Regions from separate parts of the Mus musculus genome. Here all the other regions are linked to region 1. Evidence: chromatin loops called from intact Hi-C (ENCODE). Cell type or tissue: heart. All regions are shown on one strand.

Region 1 (8,000 bases):
GCTAGAAGCTTCCAGGACTAGGCCTAGGTTAGCAGAAGATGGAGCCAGTAATTACAATTAGATCAGAAGAAAAAAATAATTTTACATTTGATGTCCAACATGGTTGGAAGAGAAACCCAAGGTGATTAAGAGAAAAGTCGCCAACAGAAGACAGGAGACGCCGGGCGTGTTGGCGCATGCCTTTAATCCCAGCACTCGGGAGGCAGAGGCAGGCGGATTTCTGAGTTCGAGGCCAGCCTGGTCTACAAAGTGAGTTCCAGGACAGCCAGAGCTACACAGAGAAACCCTGTCTCGAAAAAAGAAAGAAGACAGGAGACAATTACATCTAGAGAATAACAAATACTTGTACACAGGCCATCAGTGTTTGTCCCAGCTGGCTAGCTTCAGCCACATCTCCTCCTAGGTCTGAATTGGCCCTCTCATCCTCTGGTCTTGGCTGTCATTGCTCTGAGCCATCAACCCAGTCCCTTCCAGTTCTGGTGTTGGAGGTATTCCTGGCAGATACTTGTTTAATTCCATGGGTGTAGAAATGTTTTCTGCATCTCTGAGAGCCAAAACCTCTCAGCTGAAACACCAAACAGACCCTGACTCCTCAGCCCCAGCCAGGTGCTAGGGGTGGAGGCACAGGGGTGGCTCAGGTTGTCCCCCAAAGCCCATTTGCTCCTAGACTTACCTAATGAGCCAGGGTCTAGAATTGGTGAAGCATTGCCTAACATGTGCCAGGCCCTAGCTGGATTTTCTTAAAGCAGGTAGGCACTGGGGAAGCTGAGGCTGGAGGATTGCATCCAGTTCAAGGCCTATGCAGGTTATAAAGCAAGATCCCTAGGCCCAAATCAAACAAAAACAATGTAAATAGCTGGGTGTGGTGGCGCATGCCTTTAATCTCAGCACCTCAGGGAGGCAGAGGCAGGTGGATTTCTGAGTTTGAGGCCAGCCTGGTCTACAAAGTGAGTTCCAGAATAGCCAGGGCTACATAGAGAAACCCTGTCTTGGGAAAACAACAACAACAAAAAAACAAAAAACAAAACAAAACAAAAACAAAAAAACAACATAAATAACCAGAACTGGAGAGATGGCTCAGTGGCATACATTACTACCCTCTAACCTGATTGAGTTTGATCTCTGGGACTCATTGGACAAACCTGATGTCCAAAGTTACCTCTATATATGTACCGTGGCACGTGTGGGTATCCCTCCACAAAATAAATAAAAGTGCAAAAGATACCACTGGTAGAAAGCTAGGGTCTTGCACCGTTGCACTGTGCTGGTCTCGTGAGGACTGTCTCAACCTCCTGTGTAGCTGGGACCAGAGGAATGTGCCAGCACCATGCTTGGCTGGCTCCCTTCTGCCCTTATATGCTTTGATCTGTTGGGCTCGGGTATAGCTGTAGGGTAAAATGATTGCCAAGCATTTAGAGGACCCAGATTCCATCCCCAGCCTACACAGGAAGAAATCTGAACTACGTGGCAGTGTAAGTTACACAACAGGTATGTAGACAAAATCATAAAAGCCAGGCAGGACGGTGTGTATCCTTAATCCTAGCCCTTGGGAGGTAGAGCCAAGAGGACCGAAAGTTCAAGGCCAATGTCAGAAATATAGTGAGTGTCTGGGCAACAAGAGGTCCTGTCTTTAAAAAAAAAGATAATGGGCCGGAGAGTTGGCTCAGTGGTTAGGAACACTGACTGCTCTTCCAGAGGTTCAATTCCCAGCAACCACATGGTGGCTCACAACCATCTGTAATGGGATCCGATGATGCCCTCTTCTGGTGTGTCTGAAGACAGCAACAGTGTACTCACACACATGAAATAAATAAATAAATCTTTTTAAAAAATGCACATGCATGCAAAATTTAAAAAACAAGATAATAACAACAACAACAAGGAAAAAGAACAATTGTTTTATTGTATGTGTACGGGAGCTTTGCCTGCATGTACATCTGTGTACTAGCTCTATGCAGTACTTGAAGAGGCCAGAAGAGGGCGCCTGAGGTCATGGAGCTGGAGCTGAAGAGTTGGGAGCTGCCATGTTGGTGCTGTGAATTGCACCCAGGTCTCCTAGAAGAGCAACCAGTGCTCTTAACCCTTGAGCCATCTTTCTAGCCCCCCACGCCAAAGTTTTATAAATCCTGAAGTATATAAAAGGAAAGTGGAGAATCATAATAGCATAACACAGGAATCCTTGAGAGAACAAGCTGGTGTTGGGGGAGGGGGGACCCAAAGGTAATGATTGATGGGGCAGTGTTCTGTCTGGGGAGGCAGCCGAAGAACCCACTGTAGGAAGATTAGGGGACACAGAGGGAAACTGAGACCTCTGTGACCCTTAGAGACCAGTTCTGCCCGCCAGCTCCCTGCCCAGGCTGAGCATTTCACTCCTAGCTAACCAGTGCTCTTCCAGCTATTACCTAGAATACTGGGAATACCTGGGAATACCTAGGATATTGCTGGGGTTAACTGTTCACCCACTGGGAGAAGAACCTCACTTCTGCCTTCCCGGGGTAGGTGCCAAGGCACTGTGGGCTCGGCAGTAATGAGACAGACAAGAAAAGTGAACGCATGTCCCTGCAGGAGGGGAGCTACCGCTACCAGGAGCCCCCAGCTGGCCAGGGGTGGGATTGGCTTGCCTCCTAGCCAGGTTCAAGGTTCCTAACACAGAGCATCCTTCCAGAGGTGCACCCCTATCCCGCCAGCTGCTCAGGAAGTGGGGAGAGGCTGGCAGAGACGATCTGCACTACCGCAGTAGTGCTCCTCCTCATCCAACGCTCGCGAGACAGATCAGTCCCCAGGAAGAGAGGGCACTGGTTTCAGTCTAGATATCCTCACAGACATCTGAGTCCTTTCCTACCTGAAGTGATGAGGTGATGCCCCAGAGGCCCAGAGTAACAGGCTTGTTCTCTGCTCTGGGATGGGGCCCCACCATCCACTAACCCTTCCTTCATCTGGTGCATGACAAACTGCCCTTTCCCCATAGAAGGGCTGGCTGTACAGTGGGAGGGAGGTCCTCTCCCTAAGGTCCTCCCCTGTCCCAGTCCCCCTTGTCTCTGAAGGGGGTCCATCATCCCACTTAATGTAAATTACACTCAAAGAAATGGTCCTTAGATCCCTCCCCCTTTCTCCCCTCTGTTTCTGTCCGTGACTTCATGTCCAGGACTTGGAATAGTGCCAGGACCACACTCAGGATGGGGCCCTAAGAGAAAATCAGCAACCAAGTAGCAAGAAGACAAAAGAGAGTGAACAAGAAAAAAAAAAAAAAAGGTATGAAAATAGGCTTAGCTGCTTTGGGGTTTTCCTTTGTGTTTATTTTTAGCAAGGATTGTGTGCCTAGCTCTGCAGTAAAACAGCTGATGCTACCAATCTTTGTTCCAGGGATCTGCCCGAGGCAACCTCACAGGTTTCTGCAGCCCAAAGGGAAGGTGATGGGTTGCCTGGCCCACCCAAGCTGAATCCAGAGCATTAGTCTCACAGGACCTTTTCCCTCTCGTGGTACCTTCTGGGTATGGAGGAAACGAGAAGCCAAGTGCTTTGGACAAGGCTGGAAGCTGAAGAGGCAGCCCTGCTTGCGGGCTTAAGCTTCCAGAATGGATCTCCTGCTGGCGTCTGCAGGGAGAGGCTGAAATGCCCAGGAGAGATCTCCACATCAGGCATCCGGAGGAGGCAGAAGAGAGGCCACCACTGTTGGGTCTCACACTCCATTTTGGATTTGCCTTTGAGGATCCCCACCCCCGACTTCCCCAAGGGGAAGGGCTAAGGGAAAACTATTTAGTTGGTGAACCCTACCTTAAGACGCCAGATTCTGGCACAGTCCCCTGTCAAGCTAGTGCAAGCCATCTGGGAGAACCACATGGGCCCTGAGCTTCCAAGAGACCCTGAAGGCTGGAAGGCGGACATTAGGAAATAAATACTTTACCTCTGTCCTTCCGTGTCTCAATACTGGTGACTTGTGGGCACTGCCCTCCACGCAGAGCTGGACAGAGTCCCTGCACAGAATAGGCCTGGTCATCCTGAGCAAGAAGATTAACAGAGCGGGGCAGTGGTGGTGCACACCTTTAATCCCAGCACGTTGGGAGGCAGAGGCAGGCGGATTTCTGAGTTCGAGGCCAGCCTGGTCTACAGGGTGAATTCCAGGACAGCCAGGGCTACACAGAGAAACCCTGTCTCGGGAAAGAAGAAGGAGGAGGAGGAGGAGGAGGAGGAGGAGGAGGAGGAGGAGGAGGAGGAGGAGGAGGAGGAGGAAGATGATTACCAGAGCACCCTGCAGAGGACTCTAGAATTCTGAGGAAGAGACGGTGTGACACAGGGACTTTAATTCATACTCTGGACAGTTAACACTTGAGGTGTCCAGGGATCACCACTTCAGGGATGACTAAATTACTGCTTATCTACATAAACACCCAAAAGAGTCATAAATTAAGGTTCTTTTGCAAAGTGATTTATGTACCATATGTGACCTGAGAGAAAGAGTGATCTGGCTGGCACTTCTGGCCCAAGGAACTTCTGAAAATCCAGCGAGCTGTGGTCTGGGGCTGGAGCTGCCGGTCGTGTGGTTCCGGGGCCGCTACTGCAGGAAAACAGCTGTGCTTCTTTCTAAGAGATCCTGTTGTACACACCAGGCCTTGCACTGAGTAACAAAACAACACTACGACCTCTAATGTCTGTGTCTGTGACTGGAGACAGTCTTGCAAGGTGGTGGCGAGGAGGCCACAAGCTTTCGAATATCAAATTTCTGCTGCAGCGCCTTGCGGCTGTGAAACCATAGCAAGGTCAGAACCAGGGTCCCAACCTCTCCAGGGCCCCGAGGCTCATGGTCTCCCACTGCAGGAGCATACCTGCTTCCGGGACCAGCTTTCTTTTGGGGGAACGGCGCGGCCTAGCGGCCTCTGGTAACCGATGCAAGGATCCCTCTCTTCCCTCTCCCTTCCCCCTCCCGAGTCCCAGCTCTTGGTTTGCGCCTTGGCCTCGGGATCTTCCGGGTCCCACCGCGCGCTGCTCGCGGGCAAGCCGCTGGGCTCTGGCGCCTTGAGCATCCGAGCAGGTCCTGCCCCCGCCGTAGGCGTGGGGACCTAGAGCTGCCCTCCGCTCCTTGTCCCGGGCCAGAGGCGGACACTAGGCGGTAGAAGCAGCTGCAGGGTCTGCCCTGCCCCCGCCCCGCGCGGAGAGCTGCTGCCAGGAACAGCAATATTAATAGGTACAAACTTCCTGGAAAGATTTTCGTCTTCGCGGTAAATGACCCCTCCTTGTCTGCCGGGGCAGGCGACGGGGAAGCCTGGGACCCACAGGAGCCAGGGACATTTGGGACCCATGGAGCTGTGGCTCACGAGAGCTGAGGTTCATTGGTTGGGGACCCACTCGGTGGGCAGGTCACAGACACCGTAGGGCAGGGCTGGGCTCGCCTTGGTAAATTAGGCGTTGGAGCCGCGACGCCCGATTGCCATTCCTCGGGAGCGCGCACGCCCTGGGCCACCCCGCCCGTATGCAGCGGCCGTAGCTCCTCCTCCGGATCGGGCTTCGGGGACCTTTGGTCACTTAGGAGCACCCAAACAACTCTGCAGCTGGTGCCCATAGGTGCGCGTCATTCCTTTCTCTAGAATTACCTGGCCCAGAAGCAGTTGTAGCCAAAGCCACCTCTCTCTTTCCCAGTCGCCAAGAGAGGACGGATCAGGAAGCGTCCCACCGGCCGCTTGGGCGCTGTGTGGTCAGTCCATGCCTGCATCTTGCGGATAGTCAGGTCCCAGTGCCTCCGCAGGAGGCTCACTCCCCGTACGGTGGCTGGAGTTCCCAAACCCTTTTTTTTTTTTACAACTCTGGACAGGGCGCCTGTTCTAGATTGGTTGGAGGTGTTTTCCCACCTGAAAGTCATCATTCATTGAAAATATTTATTGAAGCCGATGTGGTGGGAAGCTTGTAATTCCAGCACTCTGGAGGCAGAGGGAAGAGGATCTCCCATAGGTAAAGTTAGCCAGGTACTGAGCCCTTGACTTAAACAAACAAATTATCGCTACAAAGCAAACACAAAAATCCTCTTTCCCAAAACTTGAAAAAAAAAAAAAAAAGACAGAATTGAAACATACATGTGGGCAGATGGCCATGGAAGCTCACGGGAGGAGAGGCAGGAAGAGGATGGAGCAGGACAGAGCTGTGTAGACGTGTTTAGTGTTGGGACTGGGTGGTTGGGAAAGAGCAAGCCAGCCTCACAGGCTCACTCCCAAAGATGAAGACTGGCCCTGCTGGTTCCACCGGTGGTGTGGGAGTCAGAACGGCAGTTTGGGGCATGCTGGGTTTGATGCACACATTGGACATCCAAGGGTAGGGCGGAACAGATACTGGTCAGACAGGTCTCCATGCGAGATGCGAGACAGGGGAAAACACCTGAAGGAACCACCAGCCAGCCACCTCTGCTTATGGAGTGCGTGACGGTACAGTATGCGTAGGTGTAGCTAGCTTGAAACTCTCTGTAGATCAGGCTGGCCTCGATGGAAAGATCAGCCTGCCTCAGTCTCCTGAGTTGCTGTCATCCCAGTCGGAACTAAAAAATTTAAATTTAACTAATTTAAATTGAAAACAGGTTATTGACTCAGTTATTTGAAAATCTTTATTCTGTCTGAAACAACTAGGGTATAGACATCTGTTTTTTCAATGGCTTTCACATTGGGTGGTTTATAGTCGCCTCTAAGTCCAGCTCCCTGGAGTCAGAAACTCATTTTATTTTATTTTATTTTATTTTATTTTATTTTATTTTAGTGTATGGGTGTGTTGCTCATGTGTCTGTACACTACATGCATGCCTACTGCCCAGGGAAGCTAAAGAGGGCATAGAATCCTCTGGGTCAGCTACTCGAAAATCTTCAACAAGTCCTCCTCCTCCTCCTACTCCTCCTCCTCCTCCTCTCCTTCCTGTTTGTTTTTGTTTTATTTTGAGGCGAGGAGGTCTTTTTATGTATCCCTACCTGATCTGGAACTCTGTATACCAGGCTAGCCTCAAACTCACAGAGATCCTCCTGCCTCTGCCTCCTGAGTGCTGGGATTGCGCTTCCTAAGAAGCCGGGATGGTCGGTGATGTGTTTCCAAGGCCTGGCACAGGGACCACAGAAGGGCTCTGATTTATCCCTGATTCCTGAATATTTCAGGCGCTCAGATGCTCACAAGAATTCTGGTGTGTGTGTGTGTGTGTGTGTGTGTGCACTCGCACATGCACATGAATATAATCCAGGATTTCATGTAAAATGAGATACAAAGCCACGAGGAACAGGAGTCACTGGGTGTGGAAGGAGACCAGGCACTCCGGAGATGTTTCTCTCACTACTCATTATTAGCCCCAGGGATCCCCAAGGAGGGGCCTTTGTGTATCTTTCCTTTCCTGTTAAACCTAACAGAGTCCAAGACCAAAGGAACACCAAGCTGATAGTGGCCCTTCCTCATTCTAGGCTCCAGAGATGCCCTGAAGCAAGGTGCAGAGACCAGAGGCTTACTGCCTCTCTGCATTTTGAAGTTATCATTGCCTCCCATCTATGATTGCTTGATGCACCAAGCTCCCAGAAGAACCAGGAATCAGGCCGAGCAAAGTTCACGCTGGGAGCTTTGACCGGTCTGCACGGACCGCTCAGGTGTCCTGGCCCTCCAGCTCACATCACGCATTACCATTTTGTTCCTTAGCCACCGTGACTTTGCCCACACTCCTGGTCCTGCTTAGTTGTTTTTGATGGCTATTAGGGAATCCAGTGAGCAGTGAAGGGTGGAGCATTCCAAGAGGAGTCAGGAAAATACAGCAGAGGTGCCTAGGCAGCAAGGTCCTCGGTGATATGGGAGAAGAACCAAGTTGGAGCTGTGCTGGGTCTGGGCTGGATAAAGATGTATTTCCCAGGAGTGAGGGGACACTGAAGCAATGGAGAGGCATCTCGTGTGCTGTCTTCTGGGGATAAGGAATAGATGGAGGACAAAGGCAACTAAGAAGGTGTCACATTGTCCCCTATACCCTTCTTCATTCAATTTCCATATCCCGGCAAGAAC
Region 2 (8,000 bases), 74 kb after region 1:
TGAACTAACCAGTACCCCGGAGCTCTTGACTCTAGCTGCATATGTATCAAAAGATGGTCTAGTCGGCCATCACTGGAAAGAGAGGCCCATTGGACACGCAAACTTTATATGCCCCAGTACAGGGGAACGCCAGGGCCAAAAAGGGGGAGTGGGTGGGTAGGGGAGTGGGGGTGGGTGGGTATGGGGGACTTTTGGTATAGCATTGGAAATGTAAATGAGCTAAATACCTAATAAAAAATGGAAAAAAAAGATATATTACCTACCCCTTCCGCTCAAAGTTCTTTGATTTTTTTTCCCCTCATGTTTGTGTGTGTGTTTGTGGGTATGTGGGAATCCAAAAGTGACTTCAGGAACCTTCCTGTATCCCTCTCCATCTTTCCTTCTTTATTGCAGTGGTCTCTCTCTTGAAACCGGTGCTCACTGATCATGCTCATTTAGCTATGTAGCTTGCTCTGGGGAGTCTCTGGTCTTTGCTTTGTCTTTGATTTTTGAGTGCTGGAATTACAGGTGGGCTGTCATACCCACTTGGCATTTATGTAGGTTCTGGGGACCCAAACTTCAGGCTTTATGCTTGTGTGGTAAGCCCTTTAACCACTGAACCATCTCCTCAGCCCTCAAATATCTTTTCATTACAAAACATTTACATTAATTTGTGTGTGTCTGCGTATGTGCTCGGGCACAGCATGCATGTGGAGGTCAGAGGACAGCTTGTAGCAGAGGTCAGGTTTCTCTCTCCACCATGTGAGTCTGGGGGATGGACCTTGGTCACAAGCATCTTTACCTATCTCTTAGCCTGCCTTCAGATTTCTCCAGGAAACAAGCCACTTGATGGTGTTGGTGAGAACAATGATAAAGAATGTTTTTGTAAGCTAGAGATTTGTTATAATGTAAACTCTATGGAATCCACCCTGAAGGAGGTGCTTGCTGGCAGTACAATGAGGGAGGCTCGGGGTTCGTTATTCAGCCTCGGATCGCGGCTCGGCCCTCTCCTGGGCTCCTTTTCTGCCCTCTCTTTCCCACCATGAGTGTTTAAACACAGCCCTTTTCTACCTCTGTTTCCACCTCACCCTTGCTAGTTCCTGTGATTTTCCATCCAATAAGAGAAGGAGAGTGGAGTTTTGCTTTCCCTGACAGCCAAACATCTTGGGGCTTGCTCCAGGCTCCGCCTTCCACACATCCGCCGCTAGTGTGGACTTCTAGGCTCTTCTCCAGCTGCCGGTTTTTTGTTTTTTTCTTTTTCATTCCCACTAGCCGACCTCATTGTTTCTAGGGCTGAAGCCATCCTATAATACAACACTTGCCAATTTGGGAATTGATGGCAGTTTTGCATTTGTGGCACTGGAGGAGTCAGCTTGTCCCATTGTCCTTTTGTCACGAAAATGGTATTAACAGTATTTCCTTCCCGCTGAGCCTGAACATGGCTGGAAACACAGAAGAGTGTCTGGCGAGTCACACATGGACACAACCTGGAGAAGTCACTGCTTTGGGAGCCTCACTCTTGTTTGTGGGAAGTGCCAGGACCCTGCTCTGCTTCTGGCTCGAGCAGAACAACGTGCCATTTGGCTCCGTCAAGCCCCTGTCATGGGTTGCCACACAAACACTGTCTCGTGCTGTCATTTCCTGGCAGTGAACAATCACTCCACATTGCCTCAGGATCCCATCGTGTCTCTCTCCTGGCAGCTGAACCGGTCCTTAAAAAGCAGATGTACAGCTGGAGTCATTCTTTTGGGAACACAGGCAGGAACAAAGCCAGTGTGGCTTATCTGAACGAGCGCCAAGTGTGGTCCTAGGAGCACAGGGCACAGCTGCATGGATTTGGCAATTGAGGAACTGCTCCCCACCTCCCCCCCCCCCCCATTAACTTGTCACAACCATACAAGTGCCTTCCTGTCATTTCTTCATCTGAAACCATGAGATGGGGGAAGGTGGCTCTCTTTTTACACAATCACTCACAAGCCTCACCCCACAGCACTGGGCACTGGGTATGACAACATAGCTCCAGCAGCCAAGCTAACCAGTTGTTTCTAGCTCTTTCCTCAGTTAGTATATATCATGTTCTTGGCCATGCCTTTCAACTCTGAAGTCTCATTCTCTCTCTCACTATTTAAATGAATTTATAGGTACCAATTCAAATTGGTTTCTGTATCCTCCGAGTAGAATGTCCTAAGTTAGTGGAAAATATGTTTCTTTAGATGCACACCAGGAATAATTAAGTTAGACTGTAATCCATCAAACAGCCAACTAATATTTATGTAACATCTATTTTGTGTATTTCACGGTGTAAGGAGCTCATTGTGAAGGTTTAACAGATTATAGATTGCTCAAGAGGTCTGTGTCCTTGAAAAGCTAATAATGGTTATTTTGTATTTTAAATGACAAATGCTTGCTGGTTGCTTGGGTCTTCTTCATAACAGAGATTTAAATATAACCGAGGGGTAAAGAGTGAATTCATTCAGACATTAGGTTTTTGGAGAGCAGTAGTAGATAGTTGTAATAAATGACGTGGACTTTTCTTGTTAGAAGGGAATCCTTCTGGGACTTTCCAGCTTACAAAGCATTATTCTGACAAAGAAATGTTACATAACCCTAAACTGACCATGATCTGGTTCCTTGCAGAAGAAGAAGCTGCCAGGCTCTTGAAATGGTCATTTGATTCCCAAAAGGTGAAAAAAATAAATTAGCAGTTAGGACCACATGCTAACGGACAGAATGGGAAAAGATGGAAGGTCACATGCTTCCCAGTTTGTCTGGAAGGTCACATGCTTCCCAGTTTGTCCTGCTTACGTATCGGATGAGACGCCTGTAGGCCTCTGGGTTACTACTACAACACTCATAAAATACTGCTTCTATGCACAACATGCTTTGTGTAATTATTCTTCATCTCCTGGAATCTTCATGGAGGCCCGCTTTCCCGCCTGTGTGCACCAACAGATCTATAACTCCACAGAACTGCAAGTCCTATTTTTGTTCATTTTCACAGTTAAAGGATTTCAAGATTTTGTGCTTTCTCCTCAGCGATTAGTTCCATCGGCCTGCATCTTAACAGCCGAGAATATGGCTCTGCGGGCCAGGGCATCTGTGTTCAGGAGACTGAGTTATCCTCCCGATAATCCTCCCAGCTTCATGCTAGCAGCTTTTAAATTGTTTAGTATTTCAGAGACAACATCATCTCAGCATATTAAATATTAAGGGCCTCCCTCAGCACCCGAACCTTAAAGTTGTTCTCTGTAAAATCTGCGCGAGTGTTCCCAGGGCACAGAAAGAACGTTACAGCGGGGGTTTTTGGAAGCAGTATGGCTATAAACGTCACTCCCGCCCCTGCCGTTCACAAGGGCCCATTTGCTGTGAAATATTTTGAAAACACAGCTGAAGCGGGGACAGCGCAGAGCGCAAACATGCAAAAATAGGAACGAGCCGAACGTGATGGAAGGAACGTGAAGGGGGGTTCAGGAAATGAACATAAACCTCTAGGGAACTACGCAGGCCGGGGCTGCGGTTTGGGGACCACTGGGGGCCGTTCTCTAGGACTGGGAGGCCTCGCGGGTAGAGGAAGCCGTTTTTCTCCCCGCAGCACCGGGAAGCAGTGGCTGCCTGGGACACAGCCCTCCCAATCCCAAAAATAGCTGCACAAACCGGAGTGGCGCGCTGGCCTGCGGCGCTGGGCGGAGCCACGGGCAGCTTATCACCCCCAGCCAAAGCGCTGTAGCCCAAGCGCAGCAACCGCGCCCAGAGCTCGCCCTTTATAGCCAGTCCCTTGAGCCCCGCCCTAGCAACCGCCCCTAGCAACGCCTAGCTCCAGCGCTCCGCGGTCTTATCGGCCTCAGGCAGGCCTTTCCTGTCCCCCTCCCCCACGCCAGCTCGCGTGACGCCGGGCCACGTGACCGCCTTCCGGAAAGGCGGGGGTGAGTGGTGGAAACCCGGGAGGCGGGGCGCTGGAAGACGAGGCCTTCCGTCATCGAGATGCGACCGGATGGCTGTGTCGCCTAGTGCCTGTCGCAGTCCAGAGGTTCCGTCACCAGACGAAATGGCGGAGGCTGCGGTGGTGGCGTGGGTTCGCGGCCCCGGTACCGTGTGGAAGGCGCTGCCGTGTGCCTCGGTTGGGTGCTCCGTGCGCGATGTGATCTACCGACACTGCCAGGAACAGGTGAGGATGGCGGTTCCCGGGAAATGGGGGAAAGAGATCACCAAGCCAGGCTGGGTTCGTCGTTGGGTGTTTCTGACTAATATGGGGACATTCCTCTGCTAGTCTATGGCAGTCGTTGTTTTGTCCCCACGTCGTAAGAGAATCTCCGTCCATTTACTGCGCTTTGTCCAACCTCGACTACAAACTCTCGTTCTGTTTCTTTTATCCCCCCAAATGATACCTTTAAGGTTCTCTTCTTACATTCACATTATAGATAGGAATATGCTTTCTTACCGACCCTCAGGACACCCATCCAGGCCAAAGAACGGTTAGAGAAGGATATGGAGTCATCCTGACAGAGCCAATCACTCACAGATATTCTTGGGCCTCTTTAGACTCTGCCATGTGGATATAAAACCCTGGTTAAGTGCTTCTAAAGTTTTAAGCTTTAATTCCCAAAGAAGCAGGCTTATACTGACTAGGAAATCTCAAACCTCTTCAATCATCTAAAGAGTTTACTGGGTTCCCTGAGTCTAATTTTAATCTGGGCGTTTGGTATAGAACAGTTTTTCTGTATGACTGCGCCTTCGTTGTAGTCTGTTTTCTCTGCTTGTTATGTAGAAACATAACAAATGTTAAAATACCAAATCTGTTCCTAAAGAGACTTGGATGAGTTCCAAGAAGAATATGTGATTTTCTAATTTCTTTGTCCTTTAAAAAACAAGGACAAGAAAGTCTTTCCTTGTAGCCCAGGATGTTCTGAACATACTGGAGGGCTGGGATTATTGGTGTGTCCCACCACATCTAGCCTTTGTTTTCTTCTCTATTCTGCGGTCTAGTAAGAAAAACAGAACCTTTTTTTAGCCATTCGAATTCAGATACTTTCCAAAACAGGTGACTTTTCAATGTATTTGAAGAATAATTTTCAAGTTTTATTTTTAAACTTAAAATTGATCCATAAACAATAGAATCTTAACAATGAGGAGTGTTGGAAATACACTTTTTTGAAAGGACACAGAAATAAGGCTGGGCCTGGTGGTGTATGCCTCTAATCTCAGCACTTGAGAGGTTTGGGGGTTCTTAGCCACGTCTCTATAGTGGTTTTGGGGCAGCCTGGACTATGTGAAACCCTGCTTGAAAGCAAAACAGCCTCCTATCACCTCGTCCTTAGATTTAACAGAGGCACTGTACATGGACTATGGGAGTCCAGACATCCAGAAAAAACCCCCAATAGAATTGAGTTTGGAGAACAGGTAAGCAGAAGCAGTTATCAGAGAGCATTTGAGTCTGTCTGTTACTTAACAACAGTAAATGTGAGTGCAAGCAGCTTACTAAGGACAGTTTGATGAAATAGGAAAAATCAAGATAGTTCAAGTTCAAGCTATACTTTTTAAAGCAAAACGGTTCTGATCCATGAAGAAGTTTTATCTCTCGCTGAGAGAGGAAGACCTCTGCCCTGTTGATCATTAGCCTTAACAGACATCAGTAAAGGTGACTACAAGTTAATAGGAGACTCCCAAGGACATACTGCAGTAGTAAAATGCTGTAAGGACCTTGACAATCTACTCCTTTCTTATTTGCTGGGGGAAAAGTTGGTTTTAAAAACTGGAGATGAGAAGAATTCGGCTGCTGAAGGTGTCAGTAAGACAGCAACTTTCTGCTGCCCTTTGTCATGAAGGCCCAGGTGTGTGTACAACTTCCAATTAGGGGTTCCTGAGTAGAATATTCTGCATCCAAAATGTGTATTTCCAAGGGAAGAGGAGCCTGGTGTGTTCAACGGTTCAAGCCTGACGTTGGTCATTTAAGTTTCTCTTAACCTCTTTTCTTGTAGCGATGCTTGGTTTTCTTGTTAGGAACTGGAGACATTTGCCATGGTTTCTCTGTTTGCAGCTCCTCACGGCAGAGGGTCAGTACATTTGACCTTAGTGGACTGCACGTTGTCTCTGGTGCTTAGGCTGGTAGGCTGATCCTGCAAAGGTGTGGGTGAATACAGTGTATTGGAACATTTATAATCTACACATTTGGGAAATGTATAATCTACACATTTGATAAAATAGGAAATTCTTCCAAATTCTTTTTTCTACTAGAAACTTAATAGACAGGATTTTTTTTTAAAGATTTATTTATTCTATGTGAGTACACTGTTGCTCTCTTCAGACACAGCAGAGAGGGCATCAGATCTCATTACAAGTGGTTGTAAGCCACCATGTGGTTGCTGGGAATTGAACTCAGGACCTCTGGAAGAGCAGTCAGTGCTCTTAACCATGGAGCCATCTCTCCAGCCCAATAGACAGGAATCTTAACTAGAAAAGCAAGGGGTTGGGTGATGGCCTAATGGTTGCTCTTCCAGAGGTCTCAGATTTGGCTTTTAGCACCAGTGTCAGGCAGATCACAAACCACTGTAACCCCAGCTGTCCCCAGGGATGTGGACGACTCTGACCTCTGAAGGCACCTGCACCAACATGCCCATACTTATATACAGACATGTCATACACTTACACACAATGAAAAGGGATTTAAAAAATTTTTTTAATTAATTAATTAATTTATTATATGTGTGTATACTGTAGCTGTCTTCAGACACTCCAGAAAAGGACATCAGATTTTTTGTTACGGACGGTTGTGAGCCACCATGTGGTTGCTGGGATTTGAACTCAGGACCTTTGGAAGAGCAGTCGGTGCTCTTAACCACTGAGCCATCTCTCCAGCCAGAAAAGGGATTTTAAAAGGAAATCTTTTTGTAAAAAGGAAATAAAGTACAGCTTTTTTTTTTTTTGGGGGGGGGATACTTTTAATCTTCACTGTGTGAGGAATTACAAAAACAATAAATTAAGCCATATATTAAACCAAAATTTCCTTTATACAAAGTATTAAAATACAATTGTATTTCTAAATGAAATCATAGGCATACAGTTGTTGTCATTAAGTAAACTAAGCCAAATGCTATACATTAAAGAGAAACATCAATAAGGCAAATGTATGAATGAAGACACTTCTGAACTCCCCCATTTCATCGAGCATCAAAAACCACCAATCTTTTAGTCCTTTTCTTGTACATTATTCTGTATCCACATTCTCTGCATCTGATGGGATCCCTGGACTTTATCTCATTTTCGGTGTGACACTCTCCACAAATATCTATCATTGGCTGCTGCTTTGGTGGTTGAACATCTTTCTGAGCGTCCATTGGTAGTGCCTCCTCAGCTGGAAGAAGCGCCCCTTCTCTGACTAAAGTACAGCTTTGATGCAGTCTTTGCCCCTCTCTGAACAATTTTGTTTGGAAATAAAGTTTCTGCTTTCACATTGTCTTTCAAAATTATTTAAAAATTTGGAGTGAGTCGCTTTAATACCAGCGTCAGGGAGGCAGAGGCATGTGAGTTTGAAGATAGCCTGGTCTATAGTGAGAACTCCAGGACAGCCAGGGCTATGAAGAGAAACCCTGTCTCAAAACAAAACAAAAAATTCATATACAATATGTATTACATATAAAGATGTTAAAGTGGTTTTTAGTTTAAAAACAATATGAGGTGAATCTTTACAACTTAAGGTAGACAGTTACATGGACTAAACAACCCTTTATCCTAATTTTGTGTAGATGCCCCCAGTCCCCAGCTGGGGAAGCCCTATCTCTTGTTTGCAGTGGTGTCTCCTGTACCTTTCCATCACTGAGAAGGAAAGAGATTGCTTCTCTTCACATTAGCACTTCTGTCTTTCAGCCCTGTGTGCAGCCTGCCCTTCTCTTGCTGTGGGTGAACTGTCATTATTCTACAATTAATTTGTAATTACCTTCTTTGTATAGTTAGGCTCTCTTGATGACATAGCCAAGAGAGTCTCTGTTGGAGGATTGTCTCTACCAAATTGACCTGTGGGATTATCT
Region 3 (8,000 bases), 530 kb before region 1:
GCAGAAAACATGGAGAGATGCAAGCTGCTCACCTCACAGTCAGGATACAGAAAAAGAGGAGGGGCTGGGGCCTCCTCCAAAGATTTGCCACTCTCCACAAGGTTCCATTTCTTAAAGGTTCTAAGGACATCTCAGTCACAGCACACTAGGGACCAAATCTTCAGCACAAAGGTCTTGGGGAGACATCTCAGATCCAACTTCAGCAAGCCATAAGGCATAGGAGGGGGCTGGACAGATGGCTCAGCAGTTAAGAGTACCTACTGCTCTTGTAAAAGACTTGAGTCCAGTTGCTAACACCCACGTCAGTAAGCTCACAAGTGCGGGTCACTCCAGCTCCAGGGGAGAGGACATTCCCTTATGATCTCCATGGGTACCTTAGCCCATATGCATATACCTCCACGCATATATACATTAATACGCATAATTACAAATAAAAAAAAAGACACAGGAACCCCATGGTCCTGTTTTAAGGCCCATAGTTGCTGGGGGAACCTACCCACTGGGCAGTGCTCTCTCCATCCTCCGGGCCTGGCCTGCCTTCCTGGCAGGAGCGAGATGTGGGGCTCTCGGCTGACATCAAGGACGTCCGCTCATCACACACCTCTTCCTCGCTGTCAGAGGCCATGAATGCGAGCATGGTCTGGAAAAGAAGCACAGGGACAGGCATAGGCAGTGGGGACATGGGGGATGGTTTAGTGGCTTGAACACCAGGCATAGGTCTTGCCTATAACAAGCTTTCTACATACAAGTCAAACAACTGCTCAAAACCGGAGTTCCAGAAGCCAGCACAAGGCCACGGCAGCCTTGCTTGGGACTGGCTTGAGTGGAACTCCTGTCACGTGGAGGAAAATGTCCAGTTAGAACAGTCAGGGTCACTCTGAACTGTCAACATGTTTGTTCAATCGATAAACATCTGTGGGAAGTCTCCTGTGCTTGGCTCCGGAGCTCTAGCCTCGAATAAGTAAACCCTCTCGTCTCGTAAGAACAAAAACATTATCCAACTTGACAAATGGCACATCGACAGAGGATGAAGGAACTTGTCCTCAGAAGCTGAAATTCCATGCTTCCTAGACAGGACTATTGCTGGAGGTGGAGCGAAGAGTGTGCAGATCAGACAATGGCCACACCAAGGCGGCCCGTGTCAGCTCAAGGAAAGCTGGGTGTTGACAAGTGTCCATGTAGCTGGTGATGGTGAGGCAAAGGACAGAGGTCAAGAGGAAGTACTGAAGGGGTGGAGGGAAGTGGCCCAGTGAGGGTTAGACTGAAGGGAACACATGCTAGGTGAGAGGAGCTGACTCAGAGAATAGAATAAAGAAAAAAAACCTAAGATCCTAGCCAAGCTAGGCCAGGCTAGACAAGGTTAGCCCAGGCTAGACCAAGATGAGGAACAGGATGCTACCAAGGAAGGTTAAATGTGATCCAGTGATCCACAGAGTGTCTGTGGGTTGAAAATGGGATACCATTAAGGGTAGGGGTACCTGGGTGTGGGGTACGTAGAGTCTCCAGTTTAAATGTGGAAGCTAAGTCCAGGAGCCACACAGCCAGTAGGGGGAGGTGATCCCTGGAAGTACTCACACTGAGGGTTGGGGGGCAGGGACACCTGCCCCCTGACACAGGACTTCTGCAAGGTTCTCAATAATGTACTCTGACACAGCATCACCCTGTGGCACCCAGTAAAGCTCCAAGTCCCCACATTTTGGGTTCAGGCACAACCTTTGGGAGGATCTGACTGTGCCCACATCTGGACAGACACTGCCACTACCAGCCACATCACCTCAGAGTTGAGCTTTGTGCTATGGAGGTAGAAGCAGGCCTGCTCTTTGTTGAAAGCTTGTCTCCAGATTAGCCACTCTTAGAATTCGTGTGATCTTCAAGTGATTAGACAGGGTCCCTTCACCAAGGCAGAGCCTGTGGCTTCCGAGTGGAAGACAGCCTTCCTGGCTATGGCCTGGATAACTTCCATAAAGACTTCCCTCAATCTGACATTACAGAGATGGTACAGTGTCTGCCTCTGTTTACCTCTCTGACTGGACCTACTATAAAGATACCCTCTGTCCTCACAGAGCCCCCAGAAGCTGCCTCTCGGGGTCTAGCAGACATTAGGAGTGGGAAGACAGCTGCAGAATACCACAGGCACAAGAGGGAGGTGGAGAGGACCAGGCGCTCCGTCTCTTGGGTCTTGAGGGCTGAGAAGGACAGGGCATGGGCCAGAAAGGTATATGAGCTGTGACAGACAGAGACAGAACATTCTGGAAAGATGTAACTATTCAAGTATTATGAACAGGATGGGTACACAACACCATGTTGTCTCAATATGATGGTGAGATCAGGGGACCTGCTAGGGTAGGCCATCCCGGGAAAGGGTCTGAGCATCTGGCCAAGGGGAAGGGAGTGTAATTCAGCCTAGGTATCTCCTAGGAGGGCAGAAGAGAAATGTCCTCTTATGGAGGCCACACACAGCAGAGCATGGCCTAGATGCTGGGTCCACTGCCCTCATACTTGGCATTCTGGAAGCTGAGCTAAGCCCTGTGCTCAGAAGGTGTTCTGTGCCCTAGAGCTTTGGAACCAAGAGTCTCTACAAGAGAACTCAGCTTAAGGGGACATAGCTTCAAAGGTCACCTTGCCCTGACATATGGGGGAATTCTTGCCAAGCAGGGGTCTGCAAGACTATAAGGTCCCCTTCCTCTTTGAGAACTGGCTGTCTGTCATATCTTAAACACACACCCACTAGACCCGAGATCTCTTCCGTATCTCTTCTGGCAACAGTGAATTCTCTTCTCACAGATATCTAGATCAGGGATGTGCCTCGGTGGCAGAGCCTGCCATGCCTGAGGCCTTGGGTTTCATCCACGGCCCCACATCAAAGTTATCCTTAAGCCTGGGTATTCTGTTGCTGGTCTCTTCAATGCTGGGCTAGAGTAGACTATTATCTTATCTGTTGTGGTAAGTACACAGTTCAAGAGTTTATTCTGGCTCTCGCCTCATTGTACAGGCACATCACGGTGGGAGGAGCTTGAAGCAGCTGTCAGTCACATCTCATTGACAGACAGTCAGGGAGCAGGGACCGAGGAATGGATGTAGCTGTTCCGGTTGTTCCTACACACACACACACACACACACACACACACACACACACACACACACACAGAGTCCGGACTGTGCCACCCACCATGAGCTTGTCTTCACACCCCAGCTAACAAAATCAAGATAATTCTCAAAGGCTCATCTCCTAGGCGACTGTAGATTCTGTCAAGTTCACAGTTAACTATCATAGCTGTGCATTGAAAACGTGGACCTGTAAGCTCCACTCTAGCCTAATGTCTGGGCGACGCATTTTGAGATGGTGCCCTACGTTCATATACCCATGGCCTCCCTGGGTTGGGTCAGACTCAGGAAGGCCAGGGAACCTCTTACCCAGTACCTCCCACTCCTATGACTTGTAGGGATGAAGGGGTAAACTGTACAGCCCTTAATCCTGGACACCGGACCTGGTCAGACAGCAACTAGGAAGAGAGGCGTGCAAGCTTCTCAGACTTGCAAAGTCTCCAACAACACCCATGGAGAAAGGGCTGGAAGATCTGGGCATCTGATGCAGGGGGGTATGGAGATATGATAAAATATATGTATAGTAACAAAAGCAGGAAAACCCCAACGCTATGCAAAGATTCAGACCTTTTAGATCCGGAAATGCTACAACTTGGAATTTTATCTAAGAAAAACCATTCATACAAAAATATGTGCTGCAGTTATTTGTTATCATAAAGAGTAAAAATGACTGAAGTTTCTGACTCTCTTCTCTGGTACAGGAACTCCCTCCTCCTCCCCCTCCCCCACTTATCTGCAATTCTACTTCCTGTGGTTATAGTTATCAGTGGTCAAGAACGTGAAGTGGAAAATTCCAGAGTGATCAATCCGTAAGTCTGAAATAGCTTTCGCTGCAGTATATTGCTGCAATTGCTGGTTTGTTGTTATCAATCTTTTGCTGTGCCAAATTTATAAATTAAACTATCACAAATATGTATGTTCAGAAACCAAACCAAACCAAAACACAATTTACACAGGACTTGGTATTCACCACCACTTACAGTATCCACCCATCTGACGAGGACTATTACAGGAGCACCGAAGTCTCACTTCAAAGACTACTTAATAACACTTACGTGACGTTAAATTGAACAGAAAGTAAATGTTCTTATAAACATCTGAATTTCACACACACACACACACACACACACACACACACAGGACTTGGAAAACTATTACAAAATATTAAAAGTCATTATCTTTAAACTGGTTTGTGGGTGATTTTTTTTTTTTTGGCTTTGTATTTTTCTGCATTTCTCCATTTTATCTATTTTCAGACAGGGTCTCGTGTATCCCTCATTGACTTCTAGCTCACTATGTAGCTAAGGATGGCTTTGAACTTCTGATCCTTCTGCCTCCACCTCTCAAGTGCTTGGATCACAGGTATGAACCTCTACATCCAGTTCACGATGTACTAGGGGTACAGCCCAGGGCCTGCCCGCTAGGTAAGTACTTTATGGGGTTACATCTCCAGCTCCACCCCACCCTCGTTTTTAATAATCAATATGGGTTGCATCTTCAACCTACCGATTTTTCTCCTCTTGAGATAAGGTCTCACTAAGTAGCCCTGATTAGTCTGGAACTGGATGGGTAAACCAAGCTGGCCTGGAATTCAGGCTTCGGCCACCAGAGTGCTGGGATTAAAGGCCTGTGCCACAGTGCCTAACAAGCCACTGGTTTGTAAAAGGAAACCATCAACACACAGGGTTTCCTCCCCCGCCAGAATCACCTGCTTGGCCTGGGAAAACAAACGAGAATATAGGAAGCCAATGACATAATCTCCAAAGCCCTGAAAAACAAGGGATGCTTGCGTCTTCCACTCCCTTTAGAACCCCTAAGGGCCGGTCTGCAAGGCCTCTGTCTGCTCTTCAGTCTGAGAGCAGTAAAATCCTTAGAGGGAAAAATCACCACTCGAACTAATGAGCATAGAAAAACAAGCCCCGCTGAGCGATGCCAGGAGGTCCTGGGGGAGCCTGACTCAGCACAGGCAGTGATGCGCAGGGAGCCTTGCCATTGCTGACGTCAGACAACCAGCTCCGCATCCCGAGAGTCCACAGGAAGCACCGAGGGGCTGACAGGGAAGTGTGGACCGTGTGCAGAAGACAGGCTGTTCTGGACGCCCTGCCGGCATGGCAGGGTGGCTGAGGGACTAAGGACCTACCTACCCTCTGCCGACTTTTACTAACTTGAGGGCTGGAAACAGAAGTTGATTAGCTGAACTAAGAAGTTCCCCAACCGGCTGCTGCAATTATCAAGGAAACCGGGTGACCTAATTTTCTCAGACCTGCTTTTCAACAGTGGAGAGAGGCACAGGATTGCCCTGATGTTTAAAATCAGTGGCCCCGGCAGGAAAGAGATTTCGGAATGCCACGGAAAATTCTAGCACCTCATGGGAAATCATACTCCAAACGTGAACTGGAAACTCTGGGCCACAAACAAGTCTATCTGCAGGGAGGTTAGGACACCCTGACACTTTTCCAAAGGGCCAACAGAACAATACCCTTATCTTTCAAAAGGTCACCTTCGGGGTCACATGGCTACTTCCCAGAACTTCCAAAACCCCTGGAAAGTCCCAGTCTTCCTCCACACTAGGGAAGGGTTTCCCCCCCAAACAGGGTACGCCCTGCGACATCTCACACATTCCAGACTTACTTCTAACCCTCAGCACCTGACCATGTATTGGGCTGGTCTATCTGGTACTTGCTGAATGGTTCTCCTGGCTTTTGGGAGATCTCATGCAGAGCTGGAGTTAGAAAGTCAGACCCTAGACCCTCACATGGCTTATGGTCTGCATTAAACACCATTAACTCTGTCTCTCTTGAAATACCTGGGTTGGAGCAATTTTTCTCATTTCATGAAGTCGCCTGGGAGACAGTTAGGAGGAAGAGACAGGGAGGGTGCCTCTAGCAAGCCACCCTCAGGTAAAAACTAGAATTTTTTTCCTTTCTTTTTGTTTTGTTTTTTGAGACTGGGTCTCACTGTATATAGCTCTGGCTGTCCTGGAATTCGCTCTGTAGACCAGGCTGGCCTCAGACTCAGAGATCTGCCTGCTTCTGTCTCCCCAGTGCTAGGATAGGAGTGTGCCACCGCCACCAGGTGCAGAATATTTTTTTCTTTAAATTAGACACAGCAGCCAGTGGCTGCATAGACTAGTGTGACATGAACCATACTTCCTGGACAGCTTCTAGCCATGCAAGGTGGCAGGAGCTATTTCCCCCCCTCTATGAACAGCAGGGTAGGTTCCCTTGTAAGATTGATGTAAGCATCTGGCACAGTGGCTAGTCAGTGAATGGGAGCCTCGATGGGGACAGGAGGGGACATCGAGAGGGGATTAACAAAGCCAGCAGCTGCCCTTCTTTGGAAGCTAGGGAACTGCTAGGCCACCAGACTCACGAACAAGAACAGAACAAAGGCCAGGTCCCAGGGAGATCCTGTTTCCCTCCAGCCTCAGCCTGACGGTGGGAACATTTTGTCAAAGGAAAGGAAACTTCCACAGATGGCGTCAAAGCTGGAGTGAAGACCTTAAGGGCCACTGGCTGGTCCCCCATTTCACAGTTCAGGAAACCAAAGCCCAGGGGAGCTGGGGATGAAGCGAGACTCAAGGAGACAGATAAGGACCAGTTTACAGGTCTCTAAACTGCCCACAGAACGATGTCATCTCCCAGCCAATCAGAACCATCAGGTTCCTGCAGAGACAGGCAACTATCTACACCCACACCCTCTGACTCTTTGAGAGTGTTCTCAGGCATTTGGATGGCGTATATCTTGCTATGGACAAGGATGTATCTAGAAACAGCCCCTGCCCACTCCCAGATCATTCCAGCTCAAAATCCTTTTTTTGTTTTGTTTTGTTTTTGTTGTTGTTGTTGTTTTGAGATAGGGTTTCTCTGTATAGCCCTGGCTGTCCTGGAACTCACTTTGAAGACCAGGCTGGCCTCGAACTCAGAAATCCATCTGCCTCTGCCTCCTGAGTGCTGGGATTAAAGACGTGCGCCACCACCACCCAGCCAGCTCAAAATCCTTAATAAAGTGTCTCACACTCTCCAGACCCAAGGGCTCTCTGAGCCCCTCTCAGTCCTGCCAGTCTGTGAGGCTCAGAGGTGGACCTGCCAACTCTTAGCAATGAAGGAAGGAAGTGGGGTACTGATTTTCTGATTCAGTTCAAAAGACGAGTGGAAAAGTTTTTCGATAGGGGGTTAGTAAAAGCAATGAAGACATTTTCAATGACTCGTCACCAAATTCGGTTTTCTAAGATGTGTCAGGTAGCTTTCTGCTACTAAGGCAAACATTTGAAATACAATTTACATTATTTTAAAACAGGGTAGTTTACTTTGCTTCAGATTTATAAGCTAGTCCAGGGTCAGCTGGGCTTTCAGCTTTGGGCCTGTGGCACACCAAAACTACTCAACTCAGGCCCAGAAGGTGAGAGTGCCAACAGCCTCATGCCTCCAATGACCAGACCTTCCACCAGACCCCGAGACCTGAAATACCCGCAGGGACCCAAAGCAGCGATTCCCAGGCTGAGGGGGAGAGGGTGTCTCTTAAAGACATGTTTTTATAATAAGTATGTATTACTTTTATTTTTAAAAGCATGAGGAAGTTTCTTTCTGAGGTGTAACAGGAAGGCGGTCAGCCTTTCATCCCCTTCATCTGCAAAGACGAACAAAGCAAGCAACCTGTTCTCTGAATCACGGGAGAGGCCACAGACAGCTGTCGCCCTAAGGAGGCCTTAACTTTCCTGAGGATTGACCTGGTGTTTTCTGTCTCCAGAGTGTTCAGGTGGCAGCATTACCATCCCTAAACCCGGGGAGGAAAGACTGCATGTGGACTGAGCACCACTCCCCAGCGGCCATAGCCCGACAGGTGAGCTGACAGTGACAGAAACCTTTGCTGTCTGCGGGTTCCAACTGATCAGA

Evidence for each region. Hi-C counts contacts between places; a loop is a spot of excess contacts. Peaks named below come from ENCODE experiments on the same cell type or tissue, not always from the same donor. Only the 100,000 strongest peaks of a DNase experiment are listed, where the experiment ranks them.
Region 2: a loop joins it to region 1, with 5 times the contacts of the local background. A loop is called at or near these places in 10 of 42 quality-filtered maps.
Region 3: it touches region 1 in a loop (2.3-fold over the local background); 12 of 42 quality-filtered maps call a loop at or near these places.

Annotation. Positions count from the first base shown.
Region 1 is chr1:180,772,878-180,780,877 of GRCm38, forward strand. It overlaps 2900024J01Rik (a long non-coding RNA gene), which reads left to right and starts at 5,084. Exons shown (of 3, transcript XR_373751.4): 1 at 5,084-5,182. In heart, CTCF peaks have their summits at 1,958 (motif pointing right), 4,854 and 5,061; DNase peaks (open chromatin) are centred at 4,994 and 5,394; H3K4me3 peaks cover 1,732 bases; H3K27ac peaks cover 3,174 bases.
Region 2 is chr1:180,847,149-180,855,148 of GRCm38, forward strand. It overlaps Sde2 (SDE2 telomere maintenance homolog (S. pombe)), which reads left to right and starts at 4,003. Exons shown (of 7, transcript NM_145943.1): 1 at 4,003-4,144. The coding sequence starts at 4,025. It also overlaps the pseudogene Gm20305. In heart, CTCF peaks have their summits at 1,187 and 3,565; DNase peaks (open chromatin) are centred at 1,153, 1,663, 2,909 and 3,773; H3K4me3 peaks cover 3,998 bases; H3K27ac peaks cover 4,507 bases.
Region 3 is chr1:180,245,118-180,253,117 of GRCm38, forward strand. Psen2 (presenilin 2) reads right to left here. Exons shown (of 11, transcript NM_001128605.1): 2 at 497-640. The coding sequence starts at 637. Among named protein-coding and RNA genes, the nearest start is that of Psen2, 7.2 kb to the right of the region's middle. In heart, a CTCF peak has its summit at 4,713; DNase peaks (open chromatin) are centred at 5,114, 5,444 and 6,444; H3K4me3 peaks cover 849 bases; H3K27ac peaks cover 3,562 bases.